2 separate regions of the Mus musculus genome follow, and region 1 is linked to region 2. A link is a loop called in an ENCODE intact Hi-C map of the cell type or tissue named here. Cell type or tissue: heart. All regions are shown on one strand. Each heading gives the region's core, and the rest is flanking DNA. Links, peaks and the distances in the headings are about the cores only. Region 1 overlaps Gm24474 (a long non-coding RNA gene). Region 2 holds the start of Frmd6 (FERM domain containing 6).

Evidence for each region. A loop is a pair of places that touch in the nucleus more often than their neighbours do. Peaks named below come from ENCODE experiments on the same cell type or tissue, not always from the same donor. Only the 100,000 strongest peaks of a DNase experiment are listed, where the experiment ranks them.
Region 1: it touches region 2 in a loop (2.2-fold over the local background); 4 of 42 quality-filtered maps call a loop at or near these places.

The regions. Positions count from the first base shown.
Region 1 is chr12:70,650,452-70,654,842 of GRCm38, forward strand. It overlaps Gm24474 (a long non-coding RNA gene), which reads left to right. Exons shown (of 2, transcript XR_381651.4): 2 at 54-256. Among named protein-coding and RNA genes, the nearest start is that of Gm24474, 2.9 kb to the left of the region's middle. In heart, for the core only: a CTCF peak has its summit at 2,466 (motif pointing left); a DNase peak (open chromatin) is centred at 3,690; H3K27ac peaks cover 995 bases.
Region 2 is chr12:70,823,165-70,827,555 of GRCm38, forward strand. Frmd6 (FERM domain containing 6) reads left to right here and starts at 2,350. Exons shown (of 14, transcript NM_028127.3): 1 at 2,350-2,409. In heart, for the core only: a CTCF peak has its summit at 2,478 (motif pointing left); DNase peaks (open chromatin) are centred at 1,807, 2,297 and 3,327; H3K4me3 peaks cover 3,278 bases; H3K27ac peaks cover 3,496 bases.

The DNA.
Region 1 (4,391 bases), core at 92-4,091, 170 kb before region 2:
TTCTGTCTCTTGACCAGGTATGAGATACATTGTTTTTCTTGGTTCTATTGCAGGATTAATTTGTTCTGGCTGTGGAACTGGGGAAACACGTTATCAGGAGCAGCTCTGCTGGAGATGAATTTCATCCATTCTAAACTGATATTTCTAGTTTCTGAGTGCGCTCATGCCCAGGATGCTGGAGAGGTGCAGCCTCTGTGGGAATCCTGTCATTTTCTGTACTTTTCAATAGCTAACATGATTCATCATGGTGCTATTACACGTTCTGAATTATCCCTCTTCTTTAAAGCTATGTGTGAATAAGGAAATCTGTTTCCCTTTGTGTTGAATTTAAAATAGAGATGTGTTATGGATTATCTGTAGCGTCCTAGCTTCCAGTATTCAATGTCTTATTGACAGACTTATTAAGTCAAGGCAGGTGACAACTGAAACACAAGATTTTTTTTTGCTGAGATGCCCAAGAAACACAAAAACAAGAATAACTGACTTAATTTAAGATGGACAAAAGACATATGCTGACGCCTACAGACACTGTCTACGGTGTAGCTGTTAACAGGATGAACCGAGAGGCATGGCCTTGCAAGTCCATTCCACATACCCTTACCCTCCCAAACCAGAGAAGCCCAATGGTGCTGAAAGATAGTGGGAACCTGGACCCATTGTTTATACTCTACAAGATCATTCTATATATGACCTTGATTCTGACCTGGACAGGACAATAAATAGTCCAGAGAAGAATAGATTGTCTTCCAAAATAAATGGAACAAAACTCAGTTTCTTTTCCCTACCCCTGTCCCTCTGTCTCCCTTTCCATCTCTAGTCAGAGACCATGGCTCCTCAACCACAGCCAAGACAGGAAGATGAGTATCACCTGCTAGAATGGCTTGCTGTGTAATGAAAAGAGCTGTGATGGGGGACTGGTGCGTCCCCCTATACACCTCTCTAAAATACAACAGCAGAGTGCCTCTCATCCCCCACCCCTTTACAGCCCAGAAACCATTGCTAGAAACTCCAGTATCGTGATCAGATATTTGAGCTGGGAAGGTGTGTTGTAGAGCCCGAAAGGAGGATGCGCACCAGCTTCCTCTCTGGTCTGCTTTCTGGGTGTTCAGAAGAAAGTAAGGAGGTATGACTGCTTCCCCAGCACTCTCTGAACATAGAGTTCTCTTTTCCAATAGGTATAGGTGGGGAATGCTCAAATGGCCCCTGAGAGATGGGCAGTTCCAGATACGGAAAAAGAAGGCTTTGACCAAAGCAGCATGGTATCTCTGTAAGTAAATTTCTTCAGGAAAGGATTCATCTCAGGATAGATAGTTTTGTATCTCTAAGATGATTTACAGGCAGGAGAGAGAACGAGGCCCTCAGGGGAAGGGTGGGATAAAGGAAGAAAGGTAGCCACCCGACCCAAACCATGAGAGCAGAAAGAAAAGGGTTTGGAGGCAGCTGCTAAAGCAGACTTCACTCCACAGCCTGGAGTATGAGAGCCAAGGGAGGTGACAGTGAACACCCATAGGAATTACATGCATTCCTAGTGAACAACCTGAACAGGGTGCAGGGAACAATGGCCAGAAACAGTAGAAGGCAGCCTGAGCCGAAGACCATCTGGGAGAAAATTAAAATTGCCAGACGCCCATAGAGGCATACTTTATAATGTGTTGAAGTTTCATGCTAAAGAATCTTTGAAATGAGCAGTTTACCAGCGGGAGAACTGATAGCAGCTAAATGCTGCTGTAAGAAACAGGATTATAGTTGAGAATTCCAGGTTACTGGTAGGGTTAGCATGCAGAGAGGCTCTGCAAATTCATTTTCAGATTTACAAGAGAGAGGGGGAAAGACAGAGAGAGACAGAGACAGACAGAGAGAGGCGGAGAAACAGAGACAGAGACAGGTAGAGACAGAGATGGAGACAGAGACAAGGAGACAGAGAGAGAAAGATGGAGACAGAGACTGAGAGACAGGCAGATGGCAGAAAGAGGGAGGGAGGTAGAAAAAATGTCTCTAATGATCACTCTGATCTACATAAAATACAAAATAAGTATCTCAAATGTTTCTAAACTGTACATTAAGTGCTAATGTGTACCATGGGAAATGGGGTTTATTTAGATCTGGAAAGCTAAAATCACACACAAAGAAATTGATAAATAAGGATAAAGAACTTGTAGTTCAAGTTTTCCATAATGAGCTGATGTTATTTTATAATTGGGAAAAAAATACAAAATGTTACCATTTACCAAGAAATACTCTTTTCTCTAAGTGGCTTTAAGTTTGAAACCCAGTTTATTTCTAAACTGAGATTACTACCAGATCAGATGGAAAGGTCTACCATCAATTAAAAGTGAAGGGATCCCAATAAGCTGGGGCCAGAAGAAACTACATAGAGGGGCTGGATCGACAGAGCAGTAGTTAGGAGCACTCAGGGCTGCCTTCAGTTCCAAACACACACTGGGTGCTCACTGCTGCCTCTCACTGCAGTTCCGGGAGATACAGCGCCCTCTTCTGGCCTTGGAGGGCATCTGCATGCACACAGTGCACATACCTACACTCAGCAGGGTATGCACACACAAACACACACACACACACACACACACACACACACACACACACACACACACACACAAAACAAATAATGAAAAAAATTTCAGAAAGAAAACCAAAGAAACAAGGTCTATAAATGCTTTTCTTTTTCCTCATCTGATCTTTTTTGATCAGTTAGAAAAATTCTTAGCATGGGTGAAAGGGAACATTAGTCAGTAGACAGTCAAAGTAGGATGGAATCTGTCTTCTCAGCTGATGTATCAGTTTACAACTGCCAGTTCCTTATGAGTTTTCTTGGGAATTCATAAACTACAGTTGAGACAAGCTGAGAATCTTGAAACAGAATGTTTCTCCTCTATGATTTTGGCCTTTAGTGAAGCTTTGATTTGAAGTAGGAGAAGGGGAAATCTCATGAATTCTTGCTTGTACACGGTTAACTAGAATAGGTATAGGGACAAAAGCGAGTGATTGTCATAAATGTTAAATGTTCATCTAAACTTCGATCCTTTCCCTCCTTCCTTTATGGTTACACTGTGATATTTGTCTTTTTTGAATTTATCTCTCTACTTCCCTTGATTGTTAAAAGAAAAAAATATATTGGAAGAGATATGAAGAAAACTCTAATACTGTGCTACAAAAATGTGGTTGCTTCTTAGAAAATCTTGCTGCCATGTAATTTTGAAAAACAAAATCAGAAAATCAAGATGTTGGCCAGTGACCTCTGCCCCTGCCCAGTGACCCTCCTAAAATGCCACCCAATCCCATTAATAGTTCTTGACAACTCTATGGAATGCCATCTTAAACACTTCAAGCATATGTGGAGCGTATAAAATAACACAGGGGAATTTATAGATTATGGTTTCCCACTAACTGTTCATCTCTGGGCTCCAAAGGACTTCTTTGTAAAGCAGATATTTGCTCATTTGATAAATGAGACAACTCCTGTCGGGTAAGCATTTTAAAAGATGTATATCACTTGCGTGTATCAATGACCAGCAGAACCAATACCTTATAGTAGACTCACTGCCTCATCCCAGCTCTGTAAGAAACATTGAGCTTTGTCTCCACTCTCAGTGGAGAGCGAATGAAGCAATGCACGGGAGAAACAAATAGCTCACAGGTGTTACCCTGGCTGCGTTGTTTCCCCTGGGCCCGTGTTTCTCCATCTGTAATCAAAAATAATAAAGTTGCTTTTCCCAAGAAAGCGTGACACATAAGAAGTGTCCAGCAGAAGTTGGCTCGTCACGACTGTTATGCATGCCATTGTTTATTTGTACACACAATAAGAAAGAAAGAAGTGACCAGTGCATAGTGAAGAGGTAGGGACCATTTGTTTAGAGAGTTTAGACTCGAACTGGGCTTTTTTTTGTGTGTTAGGTAAAATACAACTAGCTGGGGACCTAAACAAGAAAGGGGTCATCTGAGGTGGGAAATGACAGCTGGAAAGGAGTGCTGCCACTGGAGAGAAGAGCCTCATGGTTCAGTGGGAGTGGATTGACCTTTCTGAGGAAGAAAATGGAGATGGGTGCAGTGAGACTATGGAAGCTTTACAAGTCGGGCAAGGGTGTTTGGATTTGATAGGCTCCAACAATGCATTGTCTAATCTTGATTGAGAGAGGGATGGGACCAGGAAGAGACTGTCCTGAGATGCAAGCTGGTGGGCAGGAAGCCCAACTCAGGGAGGCTAGAGGGAAGGCTGTGGCAACAGCCAAGCTGAGCTGTCATCGGAGGTTGGCAAGCAGAGTTGAGAAAGAGTCAGGGCCAAGTTACTGTCAAGGCCTTGAAAAGTTGCAGAGCCGTGAGGGAACACAGTTGCAACTTGGGAATCTGGTGCCATGGTTTACAAACACAGTTGACAC
Region 2 (4,391 bases), core at 321-4,320:
CAGAGGATAAAACCAGACCACATACAGACCTGCTGCATTCTTCATTGTAAGGAGCACATTAAGAGCCCATCCTGTGATAAGAAACACATCCTTTCTCAGTCCCCTTTAGTTGGCTGCATGCTGCTTCCAAGGGGCATTTTATAAAGTTTATAAAACCAACTTAGATAGCTTGAAATGGTTTACAAAAATATATCATGTAAGAGTGATTATTGTGGTCTTCACACTGTTAATATGACCATTACAATTCAGAAAAAAAAAATTTCACATAGTAAATTTTACCACAATCTAGCCCTGGACAATAAGTCTGATCTCACACTTTCTTTTTTTAAAAAAAGCTCCATAAGATACTTTGCTCTTTGGGTTACCTAATTGCTTTATAATCACAGTTATGTTTCACAGTCTAACAATATGCTGGGGTTTTTTTCTCTGCTAGATTCTCATATATGAAACCTGAAAATAAGTCAGATTTAGGAAACTTTTTTCCAAAATAGTACTATGTTTCTTGTTTGTATGCTGGTTTATCTCATTAGACAGCAGTTGATTACCAATTAATACCCAATTTGCACTCATCCGGAGTAAATATAAAAAGAGAGAAAAATATCTTTTTTTGTACGTGCTCACACTTGTGGAAGCCAGCAACAACTTACTATTCACGGTCTCCAAAATGGAAAGGCAATTGAAAGGTCTGCTGGATAGTTGTTTTGGAGTCTTTTGTTTGTTTTGTTTTGTTTCCAAGACAAGGTTTCTCTGTGTAGTCCTGGCTGTCCTGGAACTCACTCTGTAGACCAGGCTGGCCTCAAACTCAGAGATCCACCTGCCCATCTCTGCCTCCTGTGGGTTGGGATTAAAGGTCTGCGCCACCATGGCCCACCAGGCTGGCTGGCTAGTTTTTATGTCAATTTGACACAAGCTAGATTATTTGGGAAGAGGGAACTTCAACTCTTGAGACCTGCCCCCAACCACACTGGCCTTTGGTGAATTTTCTAATTGATGATTGATGTCAAAGGGCCCAGCTCACATGGAAGGGAGAGGGGCTACAGTCCCTGGCTTGGTGGTCCTACATACATAAAGAAGCAAGCTGAGCCTGGCCGGTAAGAAACACTTTTCCACGGCCATGCCGGGTTTCTGCATTGAGTTCTTGTCTTGATTTCCCTCAGCGACGCAGTGTGACTTGAGAGCTGTGTGCAGAAATAAACGCTTTGGTTTGGTTTGGTGTTTAATCACAGCAATCAGCTATTTCAAATACAGCTTCTATGGGGTATCAAGTGTTCTTCCTCAGGTGTCTGCACCTACATGAAAAAGCTAGAATCTCAGATTCTCCTCACTGGAGCAGCACCATCCACAAAACACTTAGAAGCTTGTAACTGTGGGTGGCAGTGCCCCCACCACACACACACACTTAAGCTGCTAGACACCTAAGCAGGTCCAGATAGGTGCAGCACAAACAAGTGGACTTCGCTTCTTTACCCGACTACCAAAAGGAGCAAAGAACCCTCCATTCCTCTTGGGATCTTTGGGGTTATTGAAATCTTCTAGGGCTGTCTTTTGCACTGCTCACAGCCAAGCCGGCAACCTTCACCAAGGGTACACATCATTTTGAGGGCCACAGGCAGCGGCTGTTTCAACCTGGGGAGACAGACTGAGCGGGGGCGGATGGGCTTAGGCGGCACTCACAGCCCACATGCAGGATAAAAACCGTGAGGTCGAAGTGGGCGCCTGACGGGAGGGGGATAGAGGAATCACGAAATCTCCTCTTCTCGCAGGGGCCGCCCCAGTTCAGATTTATTAAGCCGCAGCTCACGTAAAACAACCACCCCCAGGTAACCCGTCTAGGCCTGTGAGGGAGAGGCTAGGGACTAGGGTGTGCGGGAGGATGGGGGGGGGGGGGGCATGAGCGGAGAAGGGGACCATTCCGAAGGAGGGGAGGGCGGACAGTCTATTACCCTCGCACCGAAGCCTCTGTCCCTTTGGGAAAGGCATGCAAAGCATATCTCACTCTATATAACCCACTTGAGCCCGACTCGGTTATCCGATGTCACCCGCGTCCCCTGGTCCCTGGGTCTCTTCACCCCTCCGCAGGACTCTTGGTTGGGTCCGGGGCGGAGCGGGGCGGGGCGGGGGGGGGCAGCGCTCCACGTGCAGCCGCGATCACCCCAGCTCTCTGCTTCTTCCGCTGCTCGGTCTCCGCCTTCAATTTGGGGCGGGGCGGGGCCTCGAGCAGGGAGGGCGTGTCTCGGGCGGGCCGTGGGCGTGAACTCGAGGGGGCGGAGCGGAAGGCGTGGGCGGGGGGCGGGGCAGCTGCAGCGTTGGTCTGGCGGCAGCAGGAGTGCTGGGAGCTGCGAGTAGGCTCGGCGCCGCTGGAGCAGACGCCGGTTGTGAGTCGGAAGCCTGGCGCTGTCGACTTTGGAGGTACGCGCGGGAGCGGGCGCCGGCCTGCTGGCCCCCTTTCTGGGACGGCGCGCCCTGGCCGCCGCTGTGCCCCCTGCTGGTCTAAAGTGCGATTCCCGGCTTTGCCGCTCTCGGCGTCTTTCTTCTTTCTCACGGGGCTCTGGGCGTCGGGCACCGGGCGGGCAGGTCGCCTCTCCGCGAGTTGGAGCTCGCCCACGCCGGGGCGGGAGGCCCGGGGCCCCCGGGCAGCCTCGGCCGCGAGGGAAGCGCGGAGCTAGGGGGCTGGGCTCTGCGTTCCTGCGCCCCGATCTCCGAGACTCTGGCTCGAGGGGTGCCTGCCTGTAGCGCCCCGTCCGTAACTAGCTGGGACGAGCCGTGAGTCCCGCGTACCCGAGCGATGTGCGGTATTGCCTGTTGTGCGCGCAGGCCGGACAGCCCACTTCGGGAAGGCACCCCAGCGCGTCTGTCCGGTATCCCCGCCAGTGCCTAGTGTGGGAAACCCTGAAGGGGGCCTTGGGGACACACGAGTCCCGGGTGCGGCCTGCAGAATTTTGGTTTCTGGAGGAACTTAACACGACCAGGTAAAGGAGACCACTAGCCTCCCCTCCGGGAAAGCGGGGATGTGGACAGCTCGGGGCCACCCAAGTGAAGTCTACAGGATTTAAACAACACTTGGAGTTCTAGAATGGCTTAGCCTGATGGTGGAGCGCTTTCTTAAAGGCAGGAATGGATGGAAAGCTGTCAAAGCAAGCACATTTAAAGTTGAGATAAAAGCTGGAACAATTTTCAGACCGTACAGTTGTGTGGCTAGTGTCGGAAGAAATTCTGGCTCAGTGGCCCCCTTACACCTTTGGGGGATTTGTTTATTTATTTATATAAGCGGCCAGTCTGTTTTGCTAGCATTGCACCCCGGGAGCTGTGTAGTGCCCACTGCGAGGAAGGAAAACTTGTGCAAGGATTCTCGGCGCGTTTGAACGTGGAAGGGAAAGCGTACCTTGCCAGATTTTCCACGCATGATTCCCCCCTTTCTTTGGACCGAGTGGTGTTTGTTTACCGGTCTTCGAAGCATCCACCTACATTTAGTTTTTGCACGAAATACCCACTGTTGCCACAGTGTGTAGTTTGGGGATTAGAGAATGCTTTTGGAGAAAACTGCTAGTGGCTTCATTTTCCAAGAATGTAAGTCATTTCCTTTCTGTGGTTTCAGGGAGTTGATATTTCACAGCATCAAAAACTCTGTGGGGAAAATTTTCCGTAATACATCTGTCATTTAAAAGGCCTGTGACTTTTGAGTTTTCTTAAGAACAGAGCATAAATTTAGGCCCGACTTTGTTGAAAGGACAAAAAGAGTTTTTGTTTGTTTGTTTTCTCTTATCCCGAATCTAGAGCATTGAGAGTGCTGTAGAAAGTTGTAACAGCCAAGACCTACAAATGGCTTGCAGGATGGAGAGTGGGGGAGGGGAAGAGAGCAGAATGGAGCAGGAAAACAGATGCCTTTTGCTTCGGTCCTTTGTAGTAAAACTTCTAGCACCTAATCATTTTCCTTGGGTGTGGTTTTGAGAAATTATAGTTTTACGTTAAAAATGAGAATACTCCACAACTGGAGGTGGTTGACATGGAAATGTGAGGGTTTTAAGGGGAGGGTATGTTTATAAACATACTCACTTAATATTTTATAGTAAAGGAGACCTCTGGTAGATTATTGGATGGCGAGGGTCCCCCCGGGGATATCCTATATCAAGTTATCTGCAGGATATCTTCTCCAGAAAGCAGACTGACTGTAATAAGAACTACCCCCCCTTTCCCCGCCCACCTACCAGCTTTGAGTGGCTTACAGAAATACCTGCGATCTGACACAGTCACAGCTCTTGCAGGGCTCAAAACATTTTGAGCCAGGCAAATCTTCTGACTTTCCCATCGCTTCCTTTTTGGGGTTAGCAGGGGTTAAGACATCAGTTTCAGATACACAGTCTGAGGGTGTAGATTTGAGATACCCCGAGCTT